Linked DNA regions of Mus musculus: regions 1 and 3 are each linked to region 2. The links are chromatin loops, found by intact Hi-C in ENCODE. Cell type or tissue: gastrocnemius. All regions are shown on one strand. Links, peaks and the distances in the headings refer to the core of each region. The heading gives the core; the rest is flanking DNA. Region 1 has its middle 130 kb from the start of Gm39920. Region 2 has its middle 30 kb from the start of 4930517E11Rik. Region 3 overlaps Slc12a1 (solute carrier family 12, member 1).

Region 1 (10,807 bases), core at 3,050-8,049, 830 kb before region 2:
TTGAGCATCTAACAGGTAAAGGAGTCTATACCAAGCCAATGGTCAGAACCAGCCTAATGCTCAAATCTCATCTCCAAGACCCTGAACCAGTGCCCTGTGGTGTCACTCCAGACCAGGGGTCTTGAACATTTTTGCCTGTCATTACTAGAGGTGGTAGTTATGCAAACCCCACACACTTGTCATGGTAGCTCATTTCTCATGGGCTCAGATCCTCTAGCCTAGGGTAACAAAGGGATAAAAGGTGGAATTTGCAGGTAGCCTAAAGAGGCCTCAAATTACTTAATACCTGAGTACCTAGAGCCTACTGAGGAACTAGAAGGTTCAGCATGAGCTCGTGGGCTTAGAAGAAATACAGAGTCTTAGTCTGCTATGTGAGACCTACTCAACCTACCTGTATTTTAACACAGCCCTCAGAGAATTGGAGGATATCATTTACAATCTGAGAATCACAGTGATTCTCAACCTTCCGAATGCTACAACTGTTTAATACAGTTCCTCGCGTTGTGGTGACCCGCTGCCATAAAATTATTTTCATTGCTACTTCATGACTGTAATGTTGCTACTGTTATAAATGATAATACAAATATCTAATATTTCTGATGGTCTTAGATGACCCTTGTGAAAGGATCATTTGACCCCCACAAAGGGGTCACGACTCACAAGTTGAGAGCCAACCACTTGTCTAAAGGAAGGCAAAAAGGAAAGACAAGTTTTATGGGAGATAGAAAGGTACTGAAAAAGAAAATAGTGGATAGTTGACTTGAAAAGGGACATTGGCCTTGCACATAAGGACCTTCACAAAGTTGCCTGGGACCTGCAGGCAGTATCATGGCCGCAGCTCCAGGTGCAAAGGCCGCCTGCTGAAGCCCGGCTTATTGAGCTCAGCAGGAGTTGTGAATTTGCTTTCCTTCTCTAAATTAGAGACAGATTGCAGGCTGCAGGCTATGCCATGGAGACGGTGGCAACCACCTGGTCTGTCCCCAAAGTCACCCCGAATCTTGCTAGATTCTGCCAACCCCAGGCCACTCAGCCTGGGATTTCAGACTTTCCTGTAGCAACTTTCCCAGCATTGCCCTTCCTCCAGCACTGACCCCGGGGTGGGGGGTGTGGCCAGAGTGTAAAAGCCCCAGGTTCTCCCCAGCCCCTCAGAGTCAATATGCTGTGGTAAACCCGGGAAATCTGTGTCAATTCACACAAGGAACTTCCAAGACCAGCCCAAGTCCCAACTTGAGATGCAAGTGAAGTAATTGTACTTTGGCCTGACTTTGCAGGGCTGCTAATGTAGATTTTCTTCTGCGATGGCTGTTACATTTCTGACTATTGGCAAGAAGGAAAAAAAATAGCTGAATTCTCTCCGTTTGAATGAATACCTTTGCAAGTAAGGTATCTTTCCTAACACATATTACACATGTTCCCTTTCTGTCTCTCTGTCTGTCTCTGTCTCTGCCTCTGTCTCTGCCTCTCTCTCTCTCCCTCTCTCTCTCTCTCCCTCTCTTTTTTTCTCTCTCTCTCCCTCTCTCTCTCTCTCTCTCTCTCTCTCTCTCCCTCTCTCTCTCATGGTTTTGTGAGGTGTGCCAATAAGGTATTCAATCCCTGTTCTCCATCTAAATGAATAAAAGTCTATCTCGAAACGATTCGGTAACTTTCACATTACCTGGGAGTCAGGGTGATTTGGGTTTTGCCTTGTTAAATTAGGTTGGATGCATGGTTCTATGAGGTTACCCAAGAAGAGGAGACATTTCCCTGCAAATGAGGCCATTTTCTCTTAGCATGGCAAAGCTATGTAGTATTTTGGTGGAGCCTGTTGGACAAACTGCATATGCCTCAACTATTTTCAGCCTTATTTGTGAATTTCCTTTCCTTTAAAAAAAAAAAAAACAAGCAAGCAAGCAAACAAACAAACCTATAGCTCAATGGTGCTGATCTGCCTCCAGTCATCTCCAAAGAAGGGCTTAAGCTGCCGGTGTTTGCTTTCTGGTTCCCCTTTCTAGAAATTTGAGAGGCTCAGCTGGGAGCTGTGCTTTAAGGGTCAGGAGCTGGTCTTTGAGGGTATGAGTGATTCCCTGCTCTGCATCCTACAGCCACATATAGCTCTGGATCTCCATAGCCACGGGGGTACTCTGATGGCTGTGCAAGTGTGTATTTGACCTGTGATGGAATGCAGATGGACGCAGCCAAGAGGAGAGCTGGTGGAAAGGCTGTCCCCAGCCATGCAGCTCCTGGGCCTAGGCATGCTGAGTAGCTGTGGAGTGTCGGAGCAAATGTGTTTAACCAGGACTGTGGGTTCTGTCATCAACCTCCACCGTCCCTGCCTGTAGAAGTCTGAGCTTTAGTCCGTTGTGGCCCATTGATGGAAATATTCAAAACTGCCCTGCCTATTCCACAGAGGCGGTCTAAGTCATAGGTGTAGTCTGTCAGTGAAAGTAACCCGTCACCTGGGAATGGGGAATGGATAAATGACTCTTCCAGCTGTGTGGTCCTCAGCCCCCTGGGGGAAGGACCCTAACTCCCCAGTGTTGGCGAACAAAAACTCCTTTCAGAGTGGCCTCACAAGCTTTTTGAAACAAAGCTGGGTTTTTTAGTAAAGCCTTTGTTTGTCTGGACTCAGCCATTGAGAGGAACCACAAAAGAGGATCTCTCACCCCTCAGCACCCACGAGACTCTGTTGCCAGTGTCCCCTTCCACCCCAGCACGATGCCCAGCCCCATGAAGACAGTCTCTGTTCTCAGGAACATTTCTGCCCTCCGTAAAGCTGAATAGTGTCCATTTTATGCCTCTTGCACCTTTATTTCAAAGGATCCCAAGCACACGATCCACTCTGTAGCTTGCTCCGTACTGTTAGACAATAAGGGGTCTTTCACTGACTGGCCCAGTTGAAATGCCACCACCATCGTCCGCCAAGCAGCTTCCAGACAGCTGTTCTGGGCTGTGCAGAAAGTATCTCTCCACTAGAGATCATGTAGAAAGCCATATTGCTGACAAGGGCTCAGTAAGACAACATGTAATTTGTAAAGCGTGAATTTCTACAAAACCCAGTGTATACTCAAACCACCTCCCCAAGAATCCTAAAACAGTGGAACAATCCTATTAAATGAGGATGCAAACTTTGACACTGTTCATTTTTGGTCTACTGCAAATGGCCCTTTTTATAAACAAGCAGACCTCTTAAAATGCCATCTGTATAAAGACAGATAGAATAAACTTTATTCAGTTGGGTTTCCGAATGGCTGCGAGCATTAATGTGCTTATCCTGAAGTGGTTCTGCAAAGGGCTCACTGTGTGTCAGCACTGGGCTAGGAGCTTGGGAAGCCTCACATAAAGGAATGGTTCCTTGGCCTCAGAGTCCTGCACACCACTTTTAGATGATCACACCTCCTATGTGAAAGCAGGAAACTAGGGGTAACTTCAGACCTCTGACCAACTCTTTGGCCTCTTGGAAAACAACTCTAATCCTCAATGTCACTCATTGTTGTGACAGCATTTAACATCACAGTTCTCAGCATGGCTTCTCATATTGAAGTTTCTTTTCTAGCACCAACTACATTGAAAATCTGACTTCTTTTCTTGTTTCTTTTAAAAAGAGTATTTAAAATTTTGGTTCAATGGGGTTTATATATACATACACTTTAGAGTTCCGAAGCAAATGCTCCAAAGATGAAAGAAATTTGAAGAGTGATTAATCTACCAATCCACATGTAGTGGTCTAGCCGAGTGCCTGGGAGACCCTCACCACCTCAGCTCTTTAGTTTGTCTCCGTCTCTCTGAACCCTTGCCCCTGTGTATGCGTATAAAGCTGGTAACTACTTGTAAAATTATTATGATGCTTCCATAGAATCCGTTCTGCCTTCAGTCTGTTGTGGTAGAAGGATAAGGAAAATAGAGATTGCTTGAATGTTTTTCAAAAACTCAGATTCATAATCGGAGAATTCTCTAAAACCAATCATCAATAATTCATTAAAAATCAGTTTCTGCCTGACTGTACCTGTAACTCATCAGACTCACAGGCTGAACATTTGAGTCAAGAGAGCAGAAACTCAGAGTCAGCCTCTCTCTCTCTCTCTCTCTCTCTCTCTCTCTCTCTCTCTCTCCCTTTCTCTCTCTGTGTGTGTGTGTGTGTATAGATGAGCTCTTAATATCAGGAGCTGTTAGAGAATTTTGAGGGATTTAGGCAGGAAGAGAAATGTGGATTAGTGACATTGGCAAAATTCTGTGGAAGAGGAGGAAAACCTGGCTTTAAAGGAAGACATTTTACAGTTGGGGCATCACCAAGAAACCCAACTTAGCTTGGACAGAAGTTGGTAGAGTGGTGGCCTTACTTGACAGGCTTGGGTGAAGGCTTCGTTTTCAGACATTTACTTGACCATACAGATGGTGATTAGTGGAGAATAGAGGGACCCCTGGGTTTCTTGAAGCTCAACCATCCCCTTCCCTTCCTCCCCCACCCCCAAACTCCACCTTCCCAGGAGACAGTTGGACTACAGATGACATCATCTTAGAGGCAAGGAATTGCATATTAAATATTTATAAGTCATATGACTGAGCACTCCTCACACCTGAAGGCCTGCCTTCTGCAGTTTCTGACTCTAAGGCCTGGGATAGAACCAGATGCAATTAATATTAACAATTCCTGGTCTCACCACCAATGCTGGCACAGCATTCACAGTTTGGAAAACACCGATCTAATCTTATCTAATAGCCTTAGCTTACAATGAAAGGAACTGAGGCTCAAAGTATGCTTAGGGTTTAAAGAGAACGTCAGCAGACAATTACTTATCACTTTCCCAGTGTCACCTGTGCAAGGTCCAGGCTAGTTCTCAGTCCCCACGGAACAACGCCAACATTGGCTACCTTTAACTTAGAACCAGCTTCTCCACTAGTAGCTACAGTTCTTGACTACTGTGGAACGGAGTTGCTCAAAGGTACAGGAGTAAGTGAGCCAACTTTGAGACTTTTACTGTTTATGAAAATGTTACTTTAATAAAACAAATCTCCCATAAATTAAACATTTACTATCTCCCTAAGCTTAGAGCCTGCAGGTGGCAGTGTCTTCCTTCTCTATGCACAGTCAGCCCAGGCTTATTTCCCCTGAATGCATAGCAGACTTCCAGATCATACCACCCACCACAGCCTGGGATGGGTGGGACTGGGCAATGGCATCTAGAATTCTGAGAACTGTATCATTCCAGAGTAATGCATGAGGATTTGGAGCTTTTGAAAATGTTTTTATTTTTCTAGTTACATTTTTATCCCTTGCACAAGGCCCTCATACTGTGAGTAGCTGGAAACTAGACACAGAGGAACATACCACGCTGGCTTTAGGAGTTCAGTCTTGAGTGAATGTTCTTCACAGCGGAGGCTTCAGGCTTCCAAAGCATCCTTTGATGCAGAAAAGTTGGGGGTGAGAAGAAACATCCAGGGAAAAATATTCTAGGAACGGCATCACAGAAATGCCAAAGGGAGAGACAAACAAGTCTGCGATTGTCGCCGAAGAACCCCCAGAGATTACGCACGAATTCACTATTTCTGTATGACCCAGGTCTTGCAGATGGCCTGTGGTCACAAGGTCTCCATTTTGTCAGCAGTCAGTGACACACAGAGAGAAATTTCCCTCTGCTTTCAACCCTGTGATGCAATCATCGCTGCAGTATGATACACTCAGGACTCCCTTCTTCCTCCCAAGAGCCCACACTGGTACCTATTACTTATGGCTTCTCTGTCTTCACCCTCTGAAGCCAAGCGAAGGTCAGTGAATTGCATTTTGATTAGTCTTCCTGACTCCATCCCTCTCTTACAAACTTAAACTGTTGTCTCCAAGTTTTCAACAGAAAGAGACGGAACTCCCTGGCGATGCTCCAGCTCCAGGATGGAGAACTCCTTTCATACATGGTTTCTCAGTCTCCTCATCATATCCTTCTTTCTGCATTTGCTGGAACCCTAAACAAACCTTAACCAAAATAACGGTAGACATTTGCCTTTGTACATTTTGTTCCTTTTGAAAACAATATTACTTGTTTTCCAAGATTAAATGTCCACGGCGGAATAGTTTCCTCATTCTCCTACATGGTCGAGCTATCATTCCGTAGAGCCTACATCGCTCTGCAGTGTGATGTGCCTTCTCACACTAGAGGGAAGTGCCTGCAGCACACTGTAGGTGGAAGTGACTTCAACACACTGTAGTGTGATGTGTGTGTTTACCAGTTGCTTCTGACTCTTAGCCTGGTTTTACTTCCTTCCATTGCCCACTGATAAAACGACTAGCTTTTTTCTTAACATTTTCACTTATATTACAATTAGAGAATTAATAGAGACTTAGTTCTTTGACAAATTTTATCTTAAGAATATTTTAATGAATTAAATTTGTTCCCTGACACTTCATACCTGTATACAATGTGTTCTAATTACCCTCGCCTCCCACTCCTGTCAACCTGCCGGCCTCCCTTTTCCAGGTGTCCTTTTGTTTTATTTTGTGACCCACTGAGTCTTTAATCACAGACTTGGAACTCTCCACTGGAGCCTGGTGGGCTCACCAGTGGGTACCCAACTAAAGGCAATGTCTCTCCCTCCACCTGCTTCTGTTTGTAGCCAGTATTCAACAGGGAGGAGCAGGGTCCCACAGGGCCCTCCCTACCATGACTGACTGCTGACAGGGCAAGTCTTGTACAGGAAATTGCAGAAAATAAAGAGAAAGGGGACTGTTTTATTCTTCTTCATACCCTAAGGCCCAGCAGAGAGGTAGGCAGTGGATGATAAATAAGTGTGCCTGTGCTTCTAATCAATTAATCCTCCTTGAGATAGCACTTTCTTCGCTTTCCCTAGTGAAACCTCCTTTTTCTACCTTAGACTTTCCCCTTCTGGGCATTATTTGACTTGGCAAGTCAATAAAATGGCTTGACTTTTATAAGAGAGAGGTTGGTGTGAAGAGAAAGGCAGAAATGTTGATGCAAAGACTCGTGGGAAGTGAACTGCTAGTTTCCACGGGTCCTGAGTGTCACCAACATCGTTTTCAGCCTCATCACTGTCACCTGTTGTTCCAGACATCTTTTTTTGCCTTCTTAGATAAATTGACCTTTTTTTTAATAATCACGCTTCAAATGTCTTTTTTTTTTTTAACTTCATCCCCTGTTCTATGTTCTATTGCATTAGTAATACAGCACGGCCAGTGTGCACTTTGCCCGCTGTCTTCAGCAGCTGACCTAAAGGGAGGTTTTGAACATGGCCCTGTTTTAATGTGAAGGTCTGGCTCAGTGTGCATTTAAATTCACCTGTGCTATTGGTTCCTTCTTCCTCCAGGCTGAAGGTCTGTGTCTCTCGGAACATGTCATAGGCTCTCCTGATCCCTGAGTACACAACGCTGTCCAGTGGTACATGTTAGCACTACTCCTTATGATCCCTGAGCACACACCACTGTTCATTGGTGAGTGTTAGCACTACTCCCTGTGATGATGAGGGAGGAATACAGAGAAACCCAGAGGCAGGCAATTGTGGGAAGGCCCCATGCCAAGAATGTTAAACAGTCTTCATAAGGTGACACTTGGTCAGCTAACCTGGGTCATCAATGTCAATGATGATGGTGAAGCGTAGCTCTCATTGTAGCTGTGGGAGACGAAGAAAAGACAGTGCAGTGTCATATCCTTTCATCCTAACATTTGGGTAGTGGGGGCCAGAGGAACCCAAGTTCAATGCCAGCCTGAGAGAGCAGTGACTGTCAGGAACACTCTGCAGAATGGGGTTGTCTGGGATGATGGGTGTTCAGTCTAGAGTGGCCGAGCTGATTGAGGAGGAAAGCCAAGAAAGACTAGACATGTGTCTACAACTTCTCCTAAGACCCAGTGGAGGTAGGAATTAGTGTTATGTGGTACTTCCCATTAGGAAGCAGCAGCTGCAGCCAGGTGCTATGTTTGATGGAGTAACACACCAGAATTCACCACAGAGAGCCCCAGATTGTGCAGAAACAGCTCTCTTAAAGGTACTTTCTTTTTGCCCCAAATCTATGGTGATTTCTAATACCTTCCCAACAAAACAACAGCAGTTACCAGCAGCCATTTTGTAGAGATGTTTTCATGCTGGAGTAAGATAGACTGGGAGGGTTTCAGCTTTGTGTGATTTAGAAGGTAGTAAATGCTTACTAAATGTCTGAAGCAAGAGAAATGTCCTGAACAAAATCTCTACATCCTGAGAAGGCTGATGTCTAACCATTGCTAATCACACTGAAAGATATTTGAGATTTCCATACACTATATTTATAATGACCAATAAGATATACTTGCACTTCCATTTTTTACAAAATAAGATATATTGTGTGTATGTATTTAAAGCATGATGGTCATGCAAACACTGAAGAATCCACCCCTAGGCTTAGCAACATCTGAAGCACATGTACATCCTTGCTGTGATCCATCTTTTTGACCTGCAATTTGGAATTTTATTATTCCTATAATTTTTCTTTACAGTTTTTACATTTATATTTCTAAACAGCCCAGTTTGGAACTTTAAACAATACTATATGAGTCAGTATAAGTGTGTGTTTGTGTGTGTTTGTGTGTATGTGTACATACGTATCACATCTAGAAATATTTTCCATCTTTTCTCTTTGCTTTGAGAATTCTTCCTATTTACTGATTTCTGGTATTTTATAAAAACAAAAGAAAATCTTATTTATTCAAACTGTTATCAATGGACAGTTAACCAAAGATTCCTCAAAGCCTGTTAGGTACATTCACATCATGTTCTAGGGGATAGGCACAAACACCTCCTGAGATCAAAATATCATCTTCACTTTGACTAGGTAAATTTATTTAGCACACATGCAGAGACTCTGGCGATTTGGATGGTTAGGAACATTAATTTCCCCTAAAATATCCAAGTAGTGAGTCCAAGAGAGCACTGATCACTATGAGGCAGACTGCAGGACCTGGTTGGGTGGGAAGATGAGTGTTTGGACTAGAGAGGCGTGGGAGACCCAGAGCATACGGTAAGGACAGCTGTTTCCCGGAGAGGTCCTATCATTGTACACTCCTGCCAGCATGTCAGAGGCCTCTGACTGCTCTACACTGGCCTACATTGACTGTTGCAAGACTTCTACACTTAAGACAATAAAGTGAAAACAAAGTAGTTGAGGTTTCAATTTGCATCCTCCTCTTGATAAAGTTGAAAATATATTTTTTAATATTTATTGACCATCAGAATTTTTCTTCCATAAATGCCTTTATATGTATCTCCAATTTTAATGGAATTAATAATTTTTGTTATTACTTATATGTAGAATATATTAATTCTTTGACAGTTATAATGTCCAGCAAATAGTTTCTTTTAGCTATGAGTCAAGTTTTAGTTTCTTTATAAAATTATGGTAATATTTGACTATGTACTACATACATGTACACTGAGAAAGTAAATTCTGAGCTATTTTATATCCTGGTGGCTGGCATGTAGCAGTGTTTATTTTCAGGATATTACAGTAGAACTGAACAGCTGAGGCCTTGTCCTCACTATTTCATCCTACACAAAGGGAACACTTGGCTGGTGCTGAGTGGTTGTTTATAAAGAGAAGAAAATGGAGGCAAGCTGTGGTCATTCTCTATTTGCTATTAAGAGTATAGTTCAACTCACCCTTTCTGCTTCTACTTTGAATGGAAACAGAAGTGACCACCCAAAAAGAGAGACAGTGGAAGACTCTAGGGGCAGGGGCAACAGCTGTAAGGTTGGAAAGAATTGGGGTGACTGCGGTTCCCGCAGCTGCCCTCTCCACTGGCTTACAGGCCACAGCTCTTTATGTCATTGCTTCCAGCACATCCCTTACCATCTCCCTCTAACCTGTCCAGTGCTTAGTCACTGTGCTCCCCCCACTCTATCACAGATCATAAACCTCCATGAGGTGCTAGTCTCCTGGAGATCATGGTGTCCCGGTGGTTCTCGAAACAGAACATCGAGCAAATACAAAACTCCTGCTCATTGCTCATTATGCAAATGAACAGGACTTGTGTTTATTCAGCCTGCTCTTTCTTGTCCCCCCACCCCAACCCCTCCAGGCTGTTATCTCAGTTTGCTGTTTCAAGGGTGTATTGCTCTGTCCTATCTCAGACACTCTCCTCCATTTCTTCAATGTAAAAGACGATTTATCATAATTTATGGTTGAGATAAATTTACTTTGATTTTCTGTCCTGCTCAACTTGCTTAAAAAAAAAAAAATCAATGGTTTGGACAATGCCATTGATATCTTCTGGATCGAGTAAGCATCTGTGTGAATCAGGGAGGGATGGAGTAGATGGCTGAGTCCATAGGTAAAGGATCTATAACCACTAGCATGTACCTCTCAGCGGGGGGGTGGGGGTGGGGTGGAAGAAACAGCCATGCTAATTGTAGAGGAAATGTCCTCCCCAGTGGTAGACTGACCTATTCTGACCCTTCAGGGTTCTTTGACTCTTCTTCAGTGAGAGTACCACAACTTTCCTCACCTTCAGGCTGCTTTGCAATTATGTAAATTGTAGATAACCCATGGCAGAGCAAAATAATTTTTTTCTGTCCTGTGGAAACTCAAGTAATGCTGTTGATTGATGAGTTTTGAATGAGTATAAATATCTGCCTGGTTCTTTCACTAAATGCGTTGAATAAAAATTTCACAGCATGGTTAAATGACAATCACAAGTTTATCTCATTTGGAGCATTCATTTTTAACAAAATAGAAGGGAGGAAAACCTAAATAATGGCTCAGTTGGAACACATGTGTGGTCTTAGCACGGTGTGGACTACCAGCGGCTGGCACTGATCACTGCTTCTGTGGTATTAAATACATCACTTGGAATTATTA
Region 2 (10,807 bases), core at 1,867-6,866:
TTCGAAAGCTCACTTCTTACAGCTACACATGTGCTCCTACATGCATGCTTAACTAATTTGAAATACAGTTGCTCTGCTCTGTATTTTTGTGCCATGGCTGCCATGATAAAAACATGGGACAGCTGAAGTAACAGAGGTCTAGCAATTAAATTTCACTTTAAATGAATCATTTCCTCAAAGGCACCATTGTTGTAAAATCACCATATTCCAAATATTGGACTAGAGTTTCAACATAGGTCTTTTTTTGGGGGGGGGTGGTGGTGGTGGTCTATACATGTTCTCTGTCTCTGTCTCTTTCTCTCTCTCTCTCTTTCCTCAAGGCACAGGTGTGAGTTGCTAACTATTCTTATCTCCTCAAATCCATTCTTCCTGAGATTGTCAATGAGCACCTTGCAGGGTAAGGCTTAGTTGGTTCCAGGAGCTGTTCAGTCCAGATGGTGCTGTCCATGGTTGGAAATAAGAGTACCGGACACCACCCGTTTTCATAACTTTCTTCTCCACTCTAATATAATCCTCATTAGCCAATAGATACTTTTACCTATCCTAACATATTTTTTCACTCAAATATTCTGTGAAAAGATTTCAAAGAAAGGGTCTAGAAATTAAACACAAACGAACAATTGGACTCCCAGATGGCCACTACCAAAGACCTGGGAAGATGGCCTCCAGTGGGGAATATCTGCTAATGGACAGAAGCAGTGGTGGAATCACCTCCAAAGCTTTGTGTCTGTCTGTCTTTTACATTTCAGTCCTAAGAGTGATTCTTTTAAAGCAAGTCCCTTTGCAGTGAAGAACTTCCAAGCCCACTCACTGAAACCTCTCCATGTAGGCTCTGAGAGCAATGAAAAAGAAGACCCATACAGCTGTCCTTGCTGATGTCCCTAAATGTGTCTGTAGATCATCTCTTACCAACAGGTTGCCAAATATTGATGCCAATTAACTCGGATTAAAATGTGGGACCCTGGATTTAGAAGAAACTGGATTGACATTCCTAGCTTAGAAATTTATTAATATGTTTCATTCTCACCATAACCATAGAAACAAAACCCAACAAAAGTATTGCACCCTGTTGTCAGAATGAATCTGGATCCCTGCATGAACTGTGCCACTGACAGAAGACTCTTTAAGGAAGAGTTGGCAAAGAAGACGAGAAACCACTGTCCCCTGCAACTAGGCTGTCATTATAGAACAAGATCAGGAAGAAGACCAGATCTGTACTTTATTACTTTTAATTTAATTTTAAATGGCTCGATACAGATGTTTATATTTACCACAGGCAACATAACACTCAGAGGGTTTATTTCTCTCACCTTACTGAGACATGCTAGCTCATTGTTTTTGCTAGTTTAAGCAGTCTCTCTCAATTAAATATTGTCCATATTGAAAGCTAAGCCTTTAGCAAGACTGTTTATAAGGACATTTCCTGGAGGAAATTGTCTTTCCATGGTACATGCACAGTTTCACATGTCATCTTTTCTTCAGCAAGCTAATTTCTGACTTATAGCTGTGGCAGTGGATGGCAGGCAGCCCAATGCATGGTGTTGAACTTGGACTGCTCCCAGTTTTCTTACAGAAGAATAGGAAAAACTTGTTCCCACACAATGAATTTGGAATAAAATTCAAAATATGTAGCAATGGGTGTGTTACAGCATGAACAGAGAAGCATGCATGTCAGTTATATACAGTTCAGAATGGGTACAGGTAAAATGATGCAGGTAAGCCATTGAAAGCCTACTAGATATTATGACTGTGACTACTGTCATGCGAATGTCTCATCAAAAGCTATGGAAGGACCTGCTGGTGCCCTTCACTGGTATCAATAGCCACAACTACTATTAAGAATCCTCAAAACTCTATCCTATAGCAGATAGCTCTTTCATTCAGATCTTAGTCACTACAAAAATCACTAAATGCTCCCATTGGGACATGACTTCTGGATCTTTCTTGGGGGTTTATTGATTAATATACTAGGCTATCCCTACAGTTCTATTCTTGTTTAGTTCACACTGCAGCTTCTCCCAAAACCCTTCAGTTCCCCGAAGATAATCCAGAAGGCATGGTCCTTAGAACTCACCCCTATCCTTTATCCTTTTTCAAGGATAGGGACCTCCTGTCTTTGTGACACCAAGCTTGCTTTTTTCCTGGCACAATGACTTATGGATCCTGGAAAAATATGGCTTTCCAGTTCTCTGTCTCATCTTGTTCACTCTACCAACTGGAAAGGATTACCACCCTCCTGTCTACCCTCAAGTCTTGTTTCTTCGGTTTCTTCTCAGGTTAAATAGACTTAGAAATTTCTTTTCTTTCCATCAAGAGATCAAATATTTTCTGATAAAATGATATTTACAGCTATATAAAAAACTGGTAGGCTGGTGAAGTCCTTCCAGGAATGCATGCACCATCAAAGAAGACTTTGGGCTTGTTGCGAATTAGCCTTCCCTTGCTGATTTTGTTGGAGTCACTAAACCGGAGGCTATGACCAACCAGTCTTGGACTTATTTCAGTCAACTAATCACCTCCTCCCCAAGTTCACATTCTGCCCTAAGATGTCACAAAATGACAAGACACAATTATAATACTTAAATTAAAAATTCACAAAAAGACAGATAGATTAACATCCCAGTCAATGGCTACAACCTAACTTGAAAAGAGAAGTGGAGAGGCCCATCCCTGCCATTCTCCTAATGGTTCACTACACTATCAGCTTTCAGAGACCAAATTCACTGTCGGCTAATGGTGAGTCAGTAAAGCTAGGTTTTTTCCACATCTAGAATCTAAGGTTCTGTATAGAACACAAGCTTATATGCTCTTACAAGCTGCCTTGAGAGAATGTTTTATGGCAGGGGATCAAATCTCACAGGGGTAGAGAACAATGGTTCTCAGAAGTTATCTAGAAGATTCCGTTGAAGATGCTACTAACCATGGCCCAAAGCCAACCACAGGTGACTTATAAGTCTAAACCACTGCAAATCAAAGCGCGAATTTGGCCACACTGACAGAGAAAAGCTTTCTAAACTCGTAAGTGACTTTTTTTTCCCCCTCAACAGTGCTAAGATCTACTATATCCTATTCATGTGTCGTTTTCCAGCATTTAGTATCTGGCACTTTTCCCAGTTACTAAAAATTCTCATGAAAAGAAGCAGCCACACAAATGCAAGCTGACAAGCCTAAGATCCTTTGTTGGTTTTCTTCCATAATTGATATTACATGTATATTTAGAATACACGGACACTGCAGCCCTGTGCCAGCCGCTCATTCTAACGTCTTTCACATTCTCTTGAATTGTGTGCAACTTCAGCAGTTTCTAATCATCTTACTTTTAAATACCTCTGCTTACAATATGAAAAGGCTTACAGCTTCATTTAAATTAAGACATTCCACATAGCTCTGCCTGCATTCTTTCAAAATACTCAGTCAATTAACATAAGCTACCTTCTAGAGAGGATTTGCTTTAAGTCAGGTGGAAAGAAATATTATTTCAGAACCAAAGAAGAACAAAGCCATGAAATAGATAGAAGATCAAATAATGGAATAAATTGTAAGCTTGTTTAAGTTCCTCATATTTTAAGAGAAAGTATATATATGCTTTTAAAGTGTTCTCCTATAGATTGCTTCTGGGCAGATACAGTCTGCCAGGACAGCTCTAAAGGGGACAAAATATCCAAAATATGGCAGCTTTTTTCAATCAAATGACAGCCCAAAAAGTCTCTGCAGATTCCAAAATACTGCAGGCTCAATCACCCTAGGGTGCAGTGAGCTGAAGCGCAGTTCATCATTCCCAGGGAATTAAATGTGCTGAGAAACAGTCCTGAGTCTGGCAATGTTAAAAATGGTTGAAACCAGAGCATGTCTAACAGCGGGGCCAGGCTGCCACCTGGAGGGCGGCAGGAAACACAGCTCCACGAACGCCAGTCTGTTCCCAACAGTCAAAGAGACCCTTCGGGCTGAGCTAAGCCCCCCATTCTGTTTTACTACTTGACAAAAAAGCTGAGCCTTTCTGTCCCATGGCTCATTGATTAGTGGACCACGTGGAGGCAGCGGCACTAGGTGAAGCCAAGTGTGCCACAGTCTTTCCTTCTTTCCAGACTCAAGGCTGGGGAGGCTCACCCTTGAGCACATCTTTTGTCTCATCCACCCACTTTATTGGTCATTGTTGTGGGTCTTATGTGTCATTTTAGAAACAGAAATATCAGGTCACTTTTCAAAATGTCTAGACTCTTCACGAAGCACTACATACAAGGAAAGAGAAAGCCACACCTTCAAGGTGTGTTGTTCACACAAAGTGAGCACTGGGTATTGTGTGGAGCTCCAATTCAGTCAGGATCACACAGAGAAAAAGACAGAAAGAACACCTGCTGTAGGGGGACAATTCTTTAGTGGCTGTTGAAATCCGATGGGTCAAATCCCTAATCCCCATAAAAGTATGATGTACACATGGGTGCTGTGTACAATATTTTTCCAATGTCCATTTTTTTCTTACATAGGAAAATACAGTAACTACCCCATCTTATCACATTGTGGAGGAGACTGAAATTATACTAATCAACAAGTAAAGATGGTATATAACTCTTAATACAAGCTTTTTGAAAATTAGACTTATCCAGATAGGAAAAAGAGGCAGGACACAGAATACCAACTGCCCAACTGCCAAGTCAGGCAAGAGAGAAAACACTGAGTCAGGAGATGCTCCAGGGCAAGCTGTCACCCTGGGCTGTCACCCTGGGCTATCACTGTGGGCTTCACTTCTTTCAGAAGTCTACACCCACCTATTTCCCTTCCTCTGCTTCTTGCTCTTTCTTTTCACAATGTTTGATCATTACTCAAAAGAAAGTATAGTACTTACTTCCAAAATAGTAAAGACATTTGTTTTGGTTTGGGTTTTTAGTTTCAACTAATTCACAACCTAAAAATAATTGTTTGGGGAAATAGGATTCTGGAAATAATTCTACTGTCCTATTGCATTTCCTCCGGGTAACCCAGCAGAGAGAACATTGGGCCTCTGAGAAGATGCAGGTGAGTACCAATTGGTCCCTACTGGATGTGCTGTTAGTCAGAGAGCTGTAGTGACACCTCCTGGCAAGACCAAAAGAGCACTGCCTTCCATAAAACTGTATTGTCACAACTTTATGATCAGAAACAATGAAGAAAATATATTTTCCCACATGTACTGTTCCTTGAAAGAAAAAAAGTCCATCTGTAGAGAGACACAGTCACAATACTCATATCCATGTTTGAATGGCTTCCATTTAAAAAAAAAACAGCTGAGTCCAAGGAAGAATATAGCTATGTTTTTATTTTATGATACCCAATAACTAAAGCTGGTTTTATCTACTCATCTGGGTATTGTGTACACAAAGTAACATTATCTAATGTGAAGCAGTAAAATTCTATAGAACTTATTTTAAAATTATACTTGTGTAGTATTTCTATCTGGGCTCTTTGTTGGTCTGATATTTCTCTTGAATGCCTGGACAGTTACCCCCAGCTACCTCCTGGAAGCATTTTCAATCTAGAATATTCTTTTTCACTGGACATCTTCCACCAAATTCTCTACCTCTTTCAAAATGCACTACCTGTATTTTGAGAAGCACTTTAATGACATACATACCAAAACTAAAATAAAAATAAATATTATTATCAAATTTCTCTCTCTTCTCAGAGCTTGAAAATGTTAATAAAGCTCTAAAAATATACTAGGCATCTTTCCTCCTTCTGTCTCACTTACTCACCCAGCCATATATACTTAGTTATTAACATATGCTTAGGCTCTATGTTAGCTATTAGGAACACACACACACACACACACACACACACCACTACTACCACCACCACCACCTAAAATACCACATGGTAGACATTGACTTTGTATGACAGGTTTTGAATTTTAGTCATCTGATACAAAGAAGCATCAACTGAGACACAAGTCTGAAGTGGTGATGGAGTTTATGAAAGAAATGAATGATAAAAGAATGGCAGAAGTCTGTGGAGAGCAAAGTCAAGGAGGGACTTACAGAAAAGCAGTAGCCAGGGGTCTGTGGCAGCACAGGATTTAATTTTTGTGGAAATCACAAGGGAATCATGAGTGGCAAGATAAAGTTGATGAATATGGTCATACAGATGCCCTCCCCTCAAAATGCAAGAAGACACTTCCAAATGGGTTTGAAGGGACAGGTCTTGACAAATAGCTATGGAATAATAGTCCTTGCATTATTTCAGATCATCACTTGTTTTTTTGAACAACTTCAGAAGATATCTATCGACATCTTCAATTTTACAGATGGAAACATGGAAGAGAAGCAATGAATGCCCCCACCCCAGATTATAACTTGGAAATGAAAATGCTAGGACTCAGCACAATCCCAGGGCCCATGGATCAAAGTGCACAATTATAACCTCTCAGATGATTGTGCAAAAGCAAGAGTGGGAAGAAAGCCTATAAGAAGGCAGGACAACATTCATCCCAGAACTGATGACCAGAAGGACAGTGGAGAGATGGAGAATTAAGTGGGTTTATTATATGTCTGTACTGAAATCCGACAAGGACCTGTTGGTAGAACGGATATCATGGGCCAAGGAATGCGGGGTGGGGATGGAGCCTTTGGAGACAGTTTAACCATACTACAGAGATGGCTTTCCACCAGAACCTCTCACCACTTTTTCTTTAAACTGAGCATAATTTTTAAAGGGTTTGCTGTATATAGTATTATCCTTTTGGTGTTCAATGGTACATCCTTTAAAATCATACATTCTTTTGATCCTATATATGTACACATGCAACATTTTATCCTAGATTAGTGAGAGTTTGCATCTTATATCACATCATCATTTTATTTTCATTTCATTAAAAATGACTATAAGCACTGCTTAATATTCTACCAGGGGGTGGCTAGCTAGAGCTTAGTAGTTTATTGCTTGCCTAGAATGGGCAAGACAATGGGTTTAATGCCCAGCCCCACAACAATTCTGTCATAATGACATGCTATAATTTCATCTTCATATTGTTATTCTTTTTATGTTTCCTTCTCTCTTTGGGTAGGCACTGTTTCTAATTTTGCACTCATCTTACTAATTTTGTTCATATAAATATTTTTATTGAAATCATGATTGTTTCCTTAGGCTAAGCAAATAAACATGAAATTTGAAAGTCATTCATTAATAAATTAGTTACTTATTTTTGTATTGCATTTCAGTATAACCATGGAACATTTGCCAATGCTTTGCAAGAGAACCTACAAGAAATGCAGATTAGCTGACAGCCAATGCTGGTGGATGTATAGATGGAGCAGTAGGTGTTCATGAAGGCTGTTTTCTGATGGTTTTCATATAAACGGTGGAAAGAAGATAGACCTGCATCTGAGAGTGAAGTATAACCAGAGGAGTGTTCTAGAAGTGAAATTGTTGTTTTTCTAGGATAATGAATGCAGCTAAGGATACAGTCAGATTACGTGAAACCAGTAACCATTTAAGGCCATGATTATCCATTCCTCTGGCATGGTCAGTTGCACAGGTGTTAGCAATAGAAGAAGTCAGATTTGTATTAGGACCAAAGTTCCAAATCTTTGCTCCATGATGATGGCCACTGTACTTCCTGGCAGAGTTATGGCATTTTCCTCTCTTGCTTAGGATTTCTGCCTTTATCTCAGCAGCTCTGATCTGTAGTCCAGCTACTACTTTCCACTGTTACTCCTCTACAATTTGCCCTTACCTTCCCTCCTCTTAAGCACCCAAACTGACAAGCATGTCCTCCAGACATGCCCACAAAACCTGAGCTTGTCTGTATCATTCTTTTGCTCATTCACTCATCTACGTTCAGTTCCAACTCCCTACATTGCTTAAGGCAGTGGACTTCCCCCCCTTTTTCGTAATACTCATTTCTGTTTTTCAATATCTTGTACACAGCAAGTTCTACTTCAAGTTAATGAAACTTAATGTATTTCTATTTACCAGATACTTTTTCATTTTAAACCTTCATCATTAAAAAGATCAAAGTCACCTTGGTCGTATTCACAGTACAGTCTTATTACTACTGAAGCCACTTGTGAGTGATCACTAACAAGGTGCAGAACAATTCGTGTTAGTGAGAAGTCTGGAAATGAAGCATCTTCCACATGTTGCTTGTTTGCAACAGTTAGATTGTATATTTAGTTTTAAAATGGTCACAATAACTAAGAGAAACATCATGTTTCCAGGGACATTTTAGAATGTCTATACACTTCTAATACCACTATGACTAAAATATTCTCACTTCACCCTCCCTCATTTACACACACATACACACTCATGCCAAGTTCAACCTGACTATCAAGATTCCTTCAAATAGAAGTTATCATTTTATTTTATTTATTTTATTGCCACATGTTTAAATCTTTTATTGTTATTTGACCAATCTGGCAGGCAAAGCTGGACATTCTTGGTGGGTTACCATAACAATAATAATAATAATAATAATAATAAAAGTTAAAGTTAGTACATGATGAAGGTCTCTAGGAAGTTGCATTATAGACAGAAATTATCAGACATCTGGGCAACCTCATGAGCTCAGGCCAAGATGCTGAGCATCTGAACAAGAACAGGCAGAACAAATGAAACACATCTTCCCCTTTCCATGGGTTCATGATTCCTTTCAGTGGGCACATACATGAAGTAAAGAAAACCTACAGTAGAACCTAATAATTTAGCATACACAATAATTCTTTCATGCCATTCTCAGACACAGTGTATAAGGGGACCTCAAGTGTCATTAGAACATAGAATAGAATTTCCACTTACATCTTTAGAAGTAGCTACTCTTCAAAATTAATTCACTTAATAAATGTTCAACTTCATCACTTACTTTTCTCTTGCAAACTTTATTTTATGGGCTCAGGATAAAAATGATATTTCTAAACCCTTGAGTTCAAATCCACTACCCCACAAATTATTCATGCCTGAACAAGCTGGTGAGGGATACTTAACTAATTTCCAGTCCTTTTGGGAATAATCTGAAGACAAACTCTTTACCCAAATGGAATGAGTGTTTTAACACCCAGCTGAATACACCTGCATGCTGAGGGTCTATGTCTGCACTGTGTGGCAGTGTGGTCTATAAATAATACTCTAGGTTCCTTGTCAATTAGGACTCATCACGTGGCACACAACTTAGATGTCAGCAGTTAATTTGCATGTCAATGAAACAATAATTTGATGAAAATTTAAAGCTTTATGCACTATTTATACCATAATTGGAAGCACAGTAAGTGTTCTCATATGCAGATTCTTATTGTGTTCAATGATTTCTTTAAAGCCCACATTTAAATGATCAGTGTTGATCATTGTCAGAGATTTTCATTTTGGGGCAACAGATATGCATTTTAGACATTAAATTAATTTAACATTAACTCCAATTGAGATGTCTGAGGATAAAGTCACCACCAAAGAGTGGAGTGGCAGCTGCTTAGATTTGGGACTTTAATCCCTTTGTGGCCTTAGCTGTAAACATGTCACCCTGGGTCAATGAATTTTTGTCAAGTTTATTTTTCTTCCCTTCCTTTCTCCGCCCTCCTATCAGATTTCTATAGTTAAAGGGAACACTTTTATGGGTGGTCTCTTTAAAAGCTGAAAATGGTAGTTGATTCCAGTACAAAGGCAAACAACCAGTGGGCACTTAAACTTAACTACTGTACTTAAGGGCAGTACTTAGAACAAATACTGTATTTACATGGACAGAAATTTCAAAAGCTGCCAGCCTGGTGGGCTAAACTTGCTACTGGAATGGTCACACCTACCAATCAGTGCCCTGCAATGTAGCTAGTAGAAAAGCCAACAAGTGAAGGGAGGAAGCAGGTAGAAGAGAAGGAGGGAGGATGGAGGAGGGAAGGAGAGAGGAGGGAAGGAGGGAAGATGGAAAAGAGAAGGAGGGAGGATGGAGAAGGGAAGGAGGGAAGACTGAGGTGGGAAGGAGGGAGGATGGAAGAGAAAAATGGAGGAGGGAGGAGGGAAGGAAGAAAAATGTGAGGAGGGAAGAGAAAGCAAGAAGAGAAGTCTGAGGAGCTGGAGAAGTGGCTGAGGATAACAGTGTAGGTTGTTCTTCCAGAGACAGGATTAGGTTCAATTACCACCCACAGGAGGCTCACAACTGTCTTTGACTCCAATTCTAGGATTCCCCCTCAAGCACTACATACATGTAGTGCACACACATTGAGACAGGTAAAACACTCATACACATAAAATAAATTTTTGTGAAAGAAAGAAAGAAAGAAAGAAAGAGAGAAAGAAAGTTAGTTTGAATTTCTAGTCCCATGGCATCATAGACAATCACCAACATTGCTATTTTGCCTTCCATATACAGCGTATTTGAGCTATAGGTACACTGAGGGGAATTCCTTCTAATGGAAAATGTGGTTGCTTTGCTGTGCTGCTTAAGCCTTGCCATGAGAATGACTGACTAGAAGTGTGTGCTGAGTGTCATTAAGAATAGGGCTTGGGTTTTCATGTAAAGGCCACAGATGTAGTCATCAGTTGACTCCATTGTTGGCTGTCTGTCACATCTTCATATAAAACTGCCTTGAAGTCAGACTTCCTCAGAATCAAGAGTGCATCCCTTGGTTTACCTACTGGCCAATCACTATTAATCCTCCTTTTAGACCTATTTATTATATTCTGTTTCTAAAAGCTTCCCTCTACTTTGATGATCCCTCTCATTCCAGAATCAAAAACAAAATTATACATACTGACAGGGAAAGTGAGTGGATAAGCAGAATAAGACAAGGACGAGGAGAAGAGAAAGGAGCAGCATTGTAGATCACAACGTTTGTCTCTGAGCCTCCTC
Region 3 (10,807 bases), core at 1,850-6,849, 1.1 Mb before region 2:
ACACTGTAAATCTGAAGCCCCAGAAACCTTGCTTATGACCAGGTAGGCAGAAAGCTCAAGGCCTTCACAAATTCTTAAATTAGAAACAAAATTCTTAAATTTCTCTATGCGGGAGTAGTGTGCACACAGAAATATATTTATATTTTGAGTGGCATTGCTGACTAGCTTGGAAATTCTTACTTGTGGGGGTAATGAGGAGAGTTTAGGCTCTTTAGAGAGTCTGACCTGACAGAAACCAACCTTCAAGAGAGGAAGCTCAGCACTCGACCCTGCCTCAGAAACAGTAAGCTTAAAAAATTAACTGGATTCTCTTAAGTTTTATGATGAGAATTGCCAGAGATGAGCTGACAGACCCGCCTCTGATGAGAGTCTTTCAGGGCTTGCTCTGCAGGGTGAGGACTGTGAGGGTTTTAGCTGCAGACTGAACAGTGTGATGTGAAGCGTTGACTACGTACCAGACCAGCAGACCTTAGGACGTCCGTCCTTTGATTTTATTATTATTGTGCATGAATCTGAGTGGGCACATACATGCCACAGCACATGTATGTCACAGTACATGCATGTCGCAGCACATGCATGTTACAGCACAATCATGTCACAGCACATACATGCCACAACACTGCATGCCACAGCACTTGCATGTCACAGCATATACATGCCACAGTACATTCATGTTACAGAACATACATGTCACAGCACACTCATGTCACAGCACATGCATGTCACAGCACACTCATGCCACAGAACATGCATGCCACAGTACACTCATGTCACAGCATATGCATGCCACAGCACATGCATGCCATAGAACATGCATGTCATAGCACACTCATGTCACAGCACATGCATGTCATAGCACATACATGTTACAGCACACTCATGTCACAGCACATGCATGTCACAGCACACACATGCCACAACACATGCATGTCATAGAGCATGCATACCACAGCACACACATGTCACACACATATATGTCACAGCCCACACATGCCACAACACATGCATGTCACAGCACATGCATGCTACAACACATGCATCTCACAGCACATGATGCTTGGGGGGAGGGTGAAAGGACAAGATTTAAGAGTGGGTTTTCTCCTTCTAAAATAGGCTCAAATGATTGAATGCAAGTCATCAAGCTTATGTGGCTTATTTTACCTAGTGAACTAAGTTGCTGGCCTGATATTCATTGTTTTGAGGCTAAAACCTCTATTGGTCAATTCAACATTCATATGTAAAAGGACAAACCTTACTGAAAATACACCTTACACTGCTCCATATGGTAGATAATAGACCTTAATCAATTACTAAAAGCTCTGAATGTCTGTGACCTTGGGTTAAGGAAAGATGCCTCAGATCACACACACAAATACAAATGAAAAAAGAAAAATCAACTAGTTCTGATAAAAGTTAAGAACTTGTATTAATAAAAACAACCAAGGAAATAAAAATAGAAGCCACAGGCCTGGGGAAAATAGAAAGTACACACTGCAAGAGGAGCCAGAATACACCAGGAAGCCTCACAACTGAGCAAAACAACAACAACAACAACAAGAGGCGTAGTTTTAAGTAGCTGCCTAACAAGATATATGAATGGCAAGTAAGATTCTCAGTGTCATTGGTCACTGGGAAATGCCAATTGGGGAACTGAAGTGGAAATTTCTGATTTCTTTGGAAACTCAGTTGGGTCATGTGATTTTTTTCTTCCTGGAAATTGTCTTATGAAAGGGCATGTGATCTGCTGGGAGGGAAGCTTGAGAGGGTTGTGATGTTTGGAAAGAATATAAGTTCAACTCCACAGACAGTGAATGGTGCTCTTGCATTGGTTCTCCTTGCAACGTGTTGCTGGGCTTCAGTGGACTTTGCATGTCATGACTTCAAGGACAGTAACTAGCCAAAGCATTTCTCATGGGATTCTGGCTGGTTCTTGCCGTTTGCAGACTCATGCCAAGTTGGTGGAGCCTCGTGGGTTCTTCTGGATCGAGCAACTGCTACTGATTTACGTTTGGTGTCTCAGACTGAACTGGACTGCTGCTGTTATCCTGACATTGAAGACTGGAATTGCACCCAGGGACTATTTCTAAACAGGCTCACATTCCTGTTTCCTATGAACGTTTCTTTTTTTCCTCTACCTCTAGTAGATGTGGACTAGAAGGTAGGTTGAAGCCTTTAAGAACCCTTCTTAAAGTATATTTTGAAAAATCTAAGCCTACAGGCAACAGTGGCTAAGACTACACCTCTATTAAAAAGGACTTTTAAAAGCAACCGACTTGCTTTTTAAAGTCTCCATGTTGCCAAGGGTGTGGAGTGGCTAGGGCGCTGTTATAAACTGCTGTTTGGAGGGGAAAATAACGGTGTTACTCTGGCAGACAATCTGGAAGAAAAGTCACATACACCATGTATAAGCAGTCTTAGTCCTAGGCATTTACTCAACAAAAATGAAAACAGAGATCCACTTAAATTATATATAGATATAGATCCCAAAGTGAATATAGTTATATGCCCATCAACTGTCAATCAACAAAAGAGATGTATTGTGGTATGTTCATATATGATATGCCATTCATCCATATCAAAGGACAAATTGCTTATACATGCTACAGTATGGACTGGCTGTTACCATCTCTGCCTGGCTGGCAGAATAATGTCGGTGACACAATGGTGGAGCTGGGCTTCTGAATGCTGACTTCTGAGCCCTGGGTATTTCTAACTGTGCTCTCCGTCCTCCTGGGTTCTGAAGTTAAGAGCTGAAGTTCAGGCCTCAGTGTCCACAGTATCCAGATTACTTCTTACTTCCAGGACACCTCATGGCCCTTCTCTTGAGTCTTCAAGAACTCTATCTCTGTTAAGGCCGTGTGTGCATCTTCAGTTCACTCCTGTTCTCCACGGAACCTCATCCCTGCCCTGCCATTAACCACCTCCACATGGCCTGATGCCGCTTTAGAACTTACTTTGTTCATTCAACAAATATTCACTAAACTCACGCAGAGTAGTTGGCTCTGTGAACACGAGCTATGAACCCAGAGAGAGTTTTGAACAGCTCCGAGCTTGCTCACGCCTTGCCCTATTCTCAGCAGCGTGTTTACACGGCTCTTGTGATGCATTATGCTGTGCTATAGTCAACTGCCTCTCTGAGTCTGAGAGCTCCTTGAGAGACAGGGTCTTATTTCATTAGGACAGTGGAAGAAGGTGACAGAAGGAAACACTTGTGAGGCCTGAGTTCAGCTCGATCACACCCTGACTCTTATTTTGGTAAATGACCAACACTCTGAACTCCAATTTCTTTGTCTCTAAAACAAGCCTCCCATCACCAAATGCGCAGCATCACCGTGAGGATTAAATGAGCAGACAGCGTGTGTAGAGCTCCACGGTGCTAATCATCATTGTCCTTAAGTAACATAGCATTGTGATGAACTGCCTTGCACACACTACATGTAAGCACACGGAAGCTACATGGTAAACATACAAATGGATGGATAGAGACAGCCACGGAAGTCCATTCTAGGTGGCCTTTTTTCTCTTACCTGGCTTCTTATAAGTCACATAGATATAGAGGAATAACTCAATGACATAAGTGATGACAGCTGCCCACCAGTTGATGACAAACATGACTGCACAGCACAAAATCGCTCCAAAAAGAGATACCCACATGTTGTAAATCCCATATGCAGGCCTCCATCCTGGAAGGAGAAATAATAAAGAAAAACTGCACACATCAATGCTACTGTACCACTCTGTACTATAAAAGTGCAGTTAACAAATCCTCCTCTGGCATAAAATTGTAGTTTTTAGGTCCATGTCCTAGCTCTTAACTGTTTTTTCTTTTATGATCTTGCATCCTTGATCTACAAAAGTAGTATTTGTACCAAAGATGATGCTGTAAACGTTGGGAAATAGAAAGCGCCTGAAAAGCAGATGGTCACAGACGCCTCTGTGCTTCTTGTGAGTCCTGATTGTCTTCCCAAATTACCAAACCTCAAGAATATAAAATCAACACCACCAGGAAGCTAAGGGAAGAGGGTACATTGGAAAAAGTGGTGTCCTGGCAACAGGTGGGCAGAAGAATGTCCTGTCTTCCCGAGAGCTGGTTAGCTTTTGCTCCATGCACAGAGAAATAGAGGTAGCCTGCCTTACTCTTATTCTAAGAAGACGATGTTTGCTCCATCAGAAGCAATGAGCAATAATCTCACAGAAGAGGAGACATTTTGCTATCTGTGGTCCTTAGGCACAACACATTGATATGTACAGCATTAGATTTTAAAGTGTCTGTCACAGTTCCTATACACACAGATTTCTATGTTTTATTAGTTTTCTGAAGTGAAAGAGCCTAGGAAACAGCTCAGTCAGGATGGGAAAACCTGATTTGTAGGACACATTTGGTCACTGGGTCAATGCAACTTTAAATCTGGAGTCACTGCAACTCAGCGGGAGTCTGTCTAGAGGAGCAGTTCCCTCAATGACCACAAGGTGGAAACAGCACTCCAGGAACGCCATTAGAGAAGCCCCAGGTGTTCTTAGTTCTGCTTCCTCTCAGAGACAGAGGATGGAGGTCAGGTGGGTGGGGAGGGGAAGGGTGGATTTTGAGAGTCATTTTGGGGTTTGTGTATCTACAGGTGTCTTCCTGCATACTTTTTAAAAAATATTCTTCCCCTTTTCTCTCTTTCCCATTACTCCTTTCTACTCTTCTGATAATTGTAGCTGGCTTGTTTGGTTTTGTTTGTTTGTTTGTTTGGTTGGTTTTGGGTTTTGGGTTTTATTTTTGTTTTTGTTTTTGTTTTTAATAGCAAAACATGGCACAGGATTGTGGATTTGTGTTTAAAGACAAACCACACTACACTAAACATCTTCAGTTATTTTCTGTAACCCAGTGGCCTTGTGTGGACACAGGCCCCTCAGTCTCTTTGCAAACATCATTGTCAACACGCTGAGGATGGGGGCAAATCGTAAAAGAATACTTATTTAGTAGCTTGGAGGAAAAGTCTTCACAGTGAAGAACTTTCTGAGAGTCATATGACCCTCAGGTGACTTTCTGGAGGGGTCAGAAGGACAGTGGGAGCAAATGAGAGATGAGGGGTGATGAGCTAGGAGACAGCTCTTGGGTGTGGAATTTTAAACGATTTAAGACCACAGAGCAGTTGTGTACCGATGCCCCCAGCGTGGGCACGGCAGTAGATCTGCATTGCCCGCATTCAGCAGGTAATTATGGGAACCGCTCATCCTTCTCTTCTGCACCATGGGCAGGAAACAAATTGATAGTGAGGAGGTCTCAAATATATACATTTATTCCACTCCTGTGGTCACTTTTACCCTGGAAATAAATAGTGGTGTTTTTCTACTGCTGAAATAAATGTGGTTTCTCTTGCAATGAATAATTTATTGCCACAGGAGAAAATTGACTTTACGGTTGGTCAAAAAGGCCATTGCTCATATGATTCCTTTTCTATTTCGGAAGTCATCCCCCAACTCACCAAAATAAAGTGGATTATGCTGCCTACAAAGATATAAGAAAACATAAAAACACAGATTGAACACTTTTCACGGACTTATTTCATTTATCGAGACTAACTGTTTGCTTAGGCTTATGTTTTCATTTAGGCTTACCTGGAGATTTGGCATACGAGGCATGGAAACAGGAGAAATTAATAAGCGCATATGAGGCCAGGAAGAAGTTGGAGATGATGGGGGCAATGACATTCAGCTCGGCTGCAAGAGAAGAACAGTATGAGTGACATGTGTGCAGCGGGAGGGCGGCCGAGCAGCTGCTAAGGCCTGGAAGCGCCACTTTTCTGGAAATTGAAAACATAGCTCGCAGCTGTCAAAGTTTAAGAAGTTAGTGTTTTGTTTTGATTTTTTGTTTTTTTTTTCTTTTGAGACGATATACATACTTACAGCCGAGGTTTCCACGGAGTGAGACTCAAGAAAAACCTGCCAGTTAGAAAATAGACAATCCAAACCTCTGTCTCTACAAGAGCTAAGCACACCAACAACTCCTCTATAGCAGTTTCTGATGTACCAGGCCCTGGATTCCTTGTCTGCTATATAAACAGTCAAGAGGTTCTGTAGGACGGAAACCCATGCGCTTCTCAATGGTTTTAATGGAGATAATTTAATATATGCATTTTTAAAAAGTGGAATGTGTGATCATTTAAATGCTGAAGAAGAGGGCTGGTAAGATGGCTCAGTAGGTAATGGTTTGCTCAGCCAAACCACGTCACACAAACACACTCAGGCACTCACACACAAATGTAATAAAACATTTAAATACAGCAAAGGGCAACAGTTTGAATATTACGGTTAGATTATAATTGTTATATTACTGGAATCTTCATATAAACTATTTTTATTTATTTTCTTAAAAATCTAACAAATTTAATTGGAGTTATATGTAGCCCTTTTCCAACTGCATACACATTGTATAAGCCAAATAAGTTGCAGTTGCTCCTAGAGTTTCACATACAAAGGAGAACCCTTAGTTTGGTTTTGGTTAAGGGAGAGCAAGGATTGTATAGCTGACAAATACCTCTTTTCAAGATCATGTGGCTACTTCTAGATTGCTTGGGATTGAGAAAGGAAACAAAATCACAATCCAGGTAAGTGATTTTCAAAAGATTTAGTGTGTGTGTGGGGGGGGGGGACTGGGGGGCAGGGACTTGGAGAGCTTGTAAAACGCAGATTCCAAATCGTCAGCGATTCTAACTCAGCAGCCCTGGAATTGGGCCTGCAAAATCTAGACTTTCAGAGACACTCTAGTGATTCCGAGAGGCTGGTCAAGGAACTACATTTGTGGAAACATTGGCCTACATAATTCTGCTTGCCGTTTAGAGCTATCAGGCTAGTGCATAGAGCAGGAGCTGCCGTGGTGAGAGCATACTGACTTGAAGGGAGGGTTCGGTTGTATTTGGCTGGATGGGCTTCTAATATTCAGGTTCAGAGAACAGAAGGGTAGATTCTCCTTCACTTCCTCAAAGGTCCTCTTTACTAAACTGTCTCACTTCCCTCTTAGACAAACACTAGCATTCCCAGACGGAGTCTTAACCATAAACCTGCTAACGACTCTACGAGCAAAAGGCCGAGTAGTCAGAAGAGTCCTTGGCTTTCTGTAGTGCAAGAAAACTACACACCGATGAGAATGAATGCCATGGCTATCACAAAAGTGAGGAAGTACCCTCTCAGGGGCTCGTTGTTTTTCCCATAGCCCTTTGCGAAGAACTGCAGTCCTTTGAAGATGTTGTCCTTGCACAGAGCCTAATGGGAAAAAAGAGGAGACATTTGTCATTTGTATCTATGTGCACTCGTTTTCTCTAGGTGATTCCGAAAAGAAGATTTGGGAAAGATTAAGCGATGCACAATCCGAGGCGCACGTTAACACCGCGGCTCATCATTCTTTATATTATCGGAATCGATCTTGACTATGTGGCAGGCACAGCACTTGAGCTAGATGCAAACATTAACGGTTGCAGAAAATGATGGAAAGTGATTGCTGGTGGGAACCGCTATTTCAGCTTGTTTCGGAGGCAGGGAAGACAGTGCACGCTTTCACGGTTGTATTACCTGGAATACTTTGGGCGCACTGACGAGGGAGGCCAGGGCGGAAGACAGTGTTGCCGAAAAGATCCCTGCAGTGATGAGGGGCCCGAACCCGGACACCATGCTCATGACCTTGAGAAGAGAGTGGTTTGGATTACGCAGTTTACCCAACAGACGGTTTGAACAGCTAACTCTTCTTGAACACAGTTTATTCCTTCTTCACTTCCTGTAATTCCCACGCATAAACTAATGATTTCCACCCTGCTTCCCTCTTGAATTTGTAACACTTCTCTTTTCAAGATAAAATGACCTCTTTTCGTTCTTTACCAAGCACTAGCCACCCACCACAAAAATATTTAGAAAACACGGAAAGACTAAAGAAGGAAGGTCCGTCCCCCCCCCACCCACCCCAAGGATTTTCATAGCATCTCCCCCTGTGCTCCCTGTAGCTCTGGTGGGAGGAAGTTCTACCCCAGAGTGTGGTACCGACTAGGTGCGAGGAGGGGCGTGGCTGCCTTCCAACTTTTTTTTTTAAGGTATTAGCTTTTCTCCTAAGTGTTTCCAAACCTTTGCTTGTCTTCTGCTCTTTAAACATAACTTTATTTTTTGACATAATTGAAACACTCATGCTTTGCCTCAGAATAACAATGAAAACGATAGCAGCATCACTATGACCCTGGGAACAGATTGTACATGTTTGGGAGGAGCCTGTCAGCTTGAGTTGTATTTTGGAATAATGGTTTCAGCTGAGTCTGTCGGCTGTTAAATGAGATGGATGAAGGCTTCTCGGCCCATTCACTTCTTCCTCTCCTTACCAAGCACATAGGACAATTAGTCCGTACTGTGTCCTACGTTTCCATGTTGCTTGGCCTTCATTTCTCTCCAAATTTCTCACTCACAATTTCTCCTCACCCTGTCTCTTGCCTTAGATTTTTCTGCTCTAAAGCCTGTATACAAAATGCACTCCGAGTTTTCCCTAGCCTGTGCCTCTCCTGTCCAGTACGATATCTCACACTGTTGACTGGAAGCTAGGAAACAGCATGGCGCTCCCCTCTGAGTGACAGGACTCTCCTATTGTCTCCCTAATAACAGTGCCTGCAAAGGACAGGTTCCCACCACAGAACACCTGCATGGCTTCTTTCCCTCCCACACCACCTGCTCCTTGCTTAATTCAGATCAGTATTTAATCATTTGCAGATCCAAAAGCTTCACTAGACTTGATATTCTGAAAATGCAGACACCGATAAACTCTATCTTTCTATCTATCTATCTATCTATCTATCTATCTATCTATCTATCTACCTATCTATCATCTATCTATCTATCTATCTATCATCTATCTATCTATCTATCTATCTACCTATCTATCATCTATCTATCTATCTATCTATCATCTATCTATCTATCTTTCTATCTATCTATCTATCTATCTATCTATCTATCTATCTATCTATCCTTTTGAAGTACATACCTGGAAATTGTTCATCAGCCCATACTGACATGGCTCGTGTTGACATCTTGAGAAGTCGTAGCCCAACCCACAGGCCGCAGAGCCATTGCAATTCATCCCAGAAACGATGGTGTCATTCATGCTGCCAGTGGCATCTCGGACCACACAGGCGGCTGGGGAAACATTTGTCTGTCATTCTCCCCCTTGCTCCTTTTCAGTGTTGGGACAAAATTGATCAAGAGCTTTGTATTTGTGAGGCAAACATTGCAGCGCTGAGCTAAGTCCCTGAGCCCCACACCATCTCCTCATCTTGTCATCCCTTTGACAGAGGCCTGCTCTCTTAGGGTTTTGTTCTGAAAACACGCTAAGTTGGCACTGAGTCTGAACATATGTATTCTAAGCCTGTGTATACAGTCGATCCTTTTGGGGACATGGTTGCTAGAGCCCCTAGCTTCTGAGTCCTGAACAGCATGACTTTTTTTTTTAATTAATTTATTCTCCCACATATTAAGGCCGACTTCCCAGCATACCAACCAAACATGACATATCAAGTTACAATAAGACTGGGCACCTCCCCTCAACCTGGATGCTAGATAAAGCAACCCGCTAGGAGGGAAAGGGTCCCCAGAGCAGGTAAAAGCATCAGAAACAGCCCTGCTCCCTCCGTTAGGAGTCCCACAAAAACACCAAGCTACATGACATGTGTGGAGAGGGCCTTGGTCAGACCCATGCAGAACAAACACCCTGGTTTTTGCAAGCTGCTGCTTCCACTGCCTTGTGTGGTCCTTGTTCCCGAGGCGATCTTGTAAGGAGGCTTTTGCAGAGACTCTTTCTTATTCTCTCATTCCCAAAATGTGCAGTGCTTTGGCATAACATGTACACAGCCCATATCTACCTTAGTTCTACTGACCACATGATTTTTAATAATTATTTTTACCTGAGAGACAGTCAAGGGGGGAAATCTAATAACTAAAAAATTGCAGCCTTATTTTCAACTAATTGCACACAGTTTAGAAAGTTATAATTCCACTTTAGATGCAATTTTTAAAACCTTTTTTTTTTGAGATTATAATGTAATTATATCAGTTGCCTTTCTCTTCCCTCTCTTGAAAGCCTCTCACATACCCACCTGCCTTGCACTTTCAAATTCATGGCCTCTTTTTCCTTAATTGTTGTTACATATGGGAGTGTCTTTGTGTGTGCTCTCAAGTGCATTTCTAAACATACAAATACAACATGCTTTGTCTGTATACTGTTACTTGTCTATGTTTTCAGGGCTGACCATGTGATATTGGATCACAAATTACTGTGTTCTTCCCTAGGGAGGACCATTTCTTCTATTCTCAGAGTTTCTTAGTTCCCTATAGTTTTTTTGTGTAGGGATGAAGCCTTGAGATGTCCCACCCCCGTTCATGTTGGCATGTCTATTGGCGCCCTCCTTGTTCAGGTCATGTATAAGTAATTCAAATGCTTTAATAATGAAGACAATATCTCCTGGGAAGATGGTTGAATGGTGTCTGCCTATGTGAGCACTGGTGAAAAAGATGGAATACAAAATATTAGACTTCATCCCAAATAGAAATGTGGGGAAAGTGTTTAACTGCATCTGCGTAGTTAGGCCCATGGCTGGGACTCAGAAACCACTGCAGAAAGATAAACTAGATGAAGATCAGGGAGCTCCCGCCCCGCCCCCAGAAGCCCAAAGCCCTCATGCCCTTAACTTCCTCTGTTACTATTTGGAAAGACAGGGATTTCACCAGCTCATGAAGCAGCAGCAGTGAGAGAGATTTGGACTCAATGCTTTTGAGGCCAAGAACTGCGAAGTTC

What was found. A loop is a pair of places that touch in the nucleus more often than their neighbours do. Peaks named below come from ENCODE experiments on the same cell type or tissue, not always from the same donor. Only the 100,000 strongest peaks of a DNase experiment are listed, where the experiment ranks them.
Region 1: it touches region 2 in a loop (14-fold over the local background); 20 of 42 quality-filtered maps call a loop at or near these places.
Region 3: a loop joins it to region 2, with 4 times the contacts of the local background. A loop is called at or near these places in 18 of 42 quality-filtered maps.

The regions. Positions count from the first base shown.
Region 1 is chr2:124,922,900-124,933,706 of GRCm38, reverse strand. No RefSeq gene overlaps it. Among named protein-coding and RNA genes, the nearest start is that of Gm39920, 130 kb to the right of the region's middle. In gastrocnemius, for the core only: a CTCF peak has its summit at 5,036 (motif pointing right); DNase peaks (open chromatin) are centred at 5,065 and 5,840; H3K27ac peaks cover 308 bases.
Region 2 is chr2:124,094,158-124,104,964 of GRCm38, reverse strand. It overlaps a transcript of Sema6d not described here. Among named protein-coding and RNA genes, the nearest start is that of 4930517E11Rik, 30 kb to the left of the region's middle. In gastrocnemius, for the core only: CTCF peaks have their summits at 3,884 (motif pointing left) and 5,076 (motif pointing left); DNase peaks (open chromatin) are centred at 3,874 and 5,046; H3K27ac peaks cover 315 bases.
Region 3 is chr2:125,183,066-125,193,872 of GRCm38, reverse strand. It overlaps Slc12a1 (solute carrier family 12, member 1), which reads right to left. Exons shown (of 27, transcript NM_001079690.2): 11 at 9,002-9,153; 12 at 7,555-7,662; 13 at 7,125-7,248; 14 at 5,605-5,706; 15 at 3,528-3,683. Among named protein-coding and RNA genes, the nearest start is that of Gm46760, 13 kb to the left of the region's middle. In gastrocnemius, for the core only: a CTCF peak has its summit at 4,460 (motif pointing right); DNase peaks (open chromatin) are centred at 4,460 and 5,744.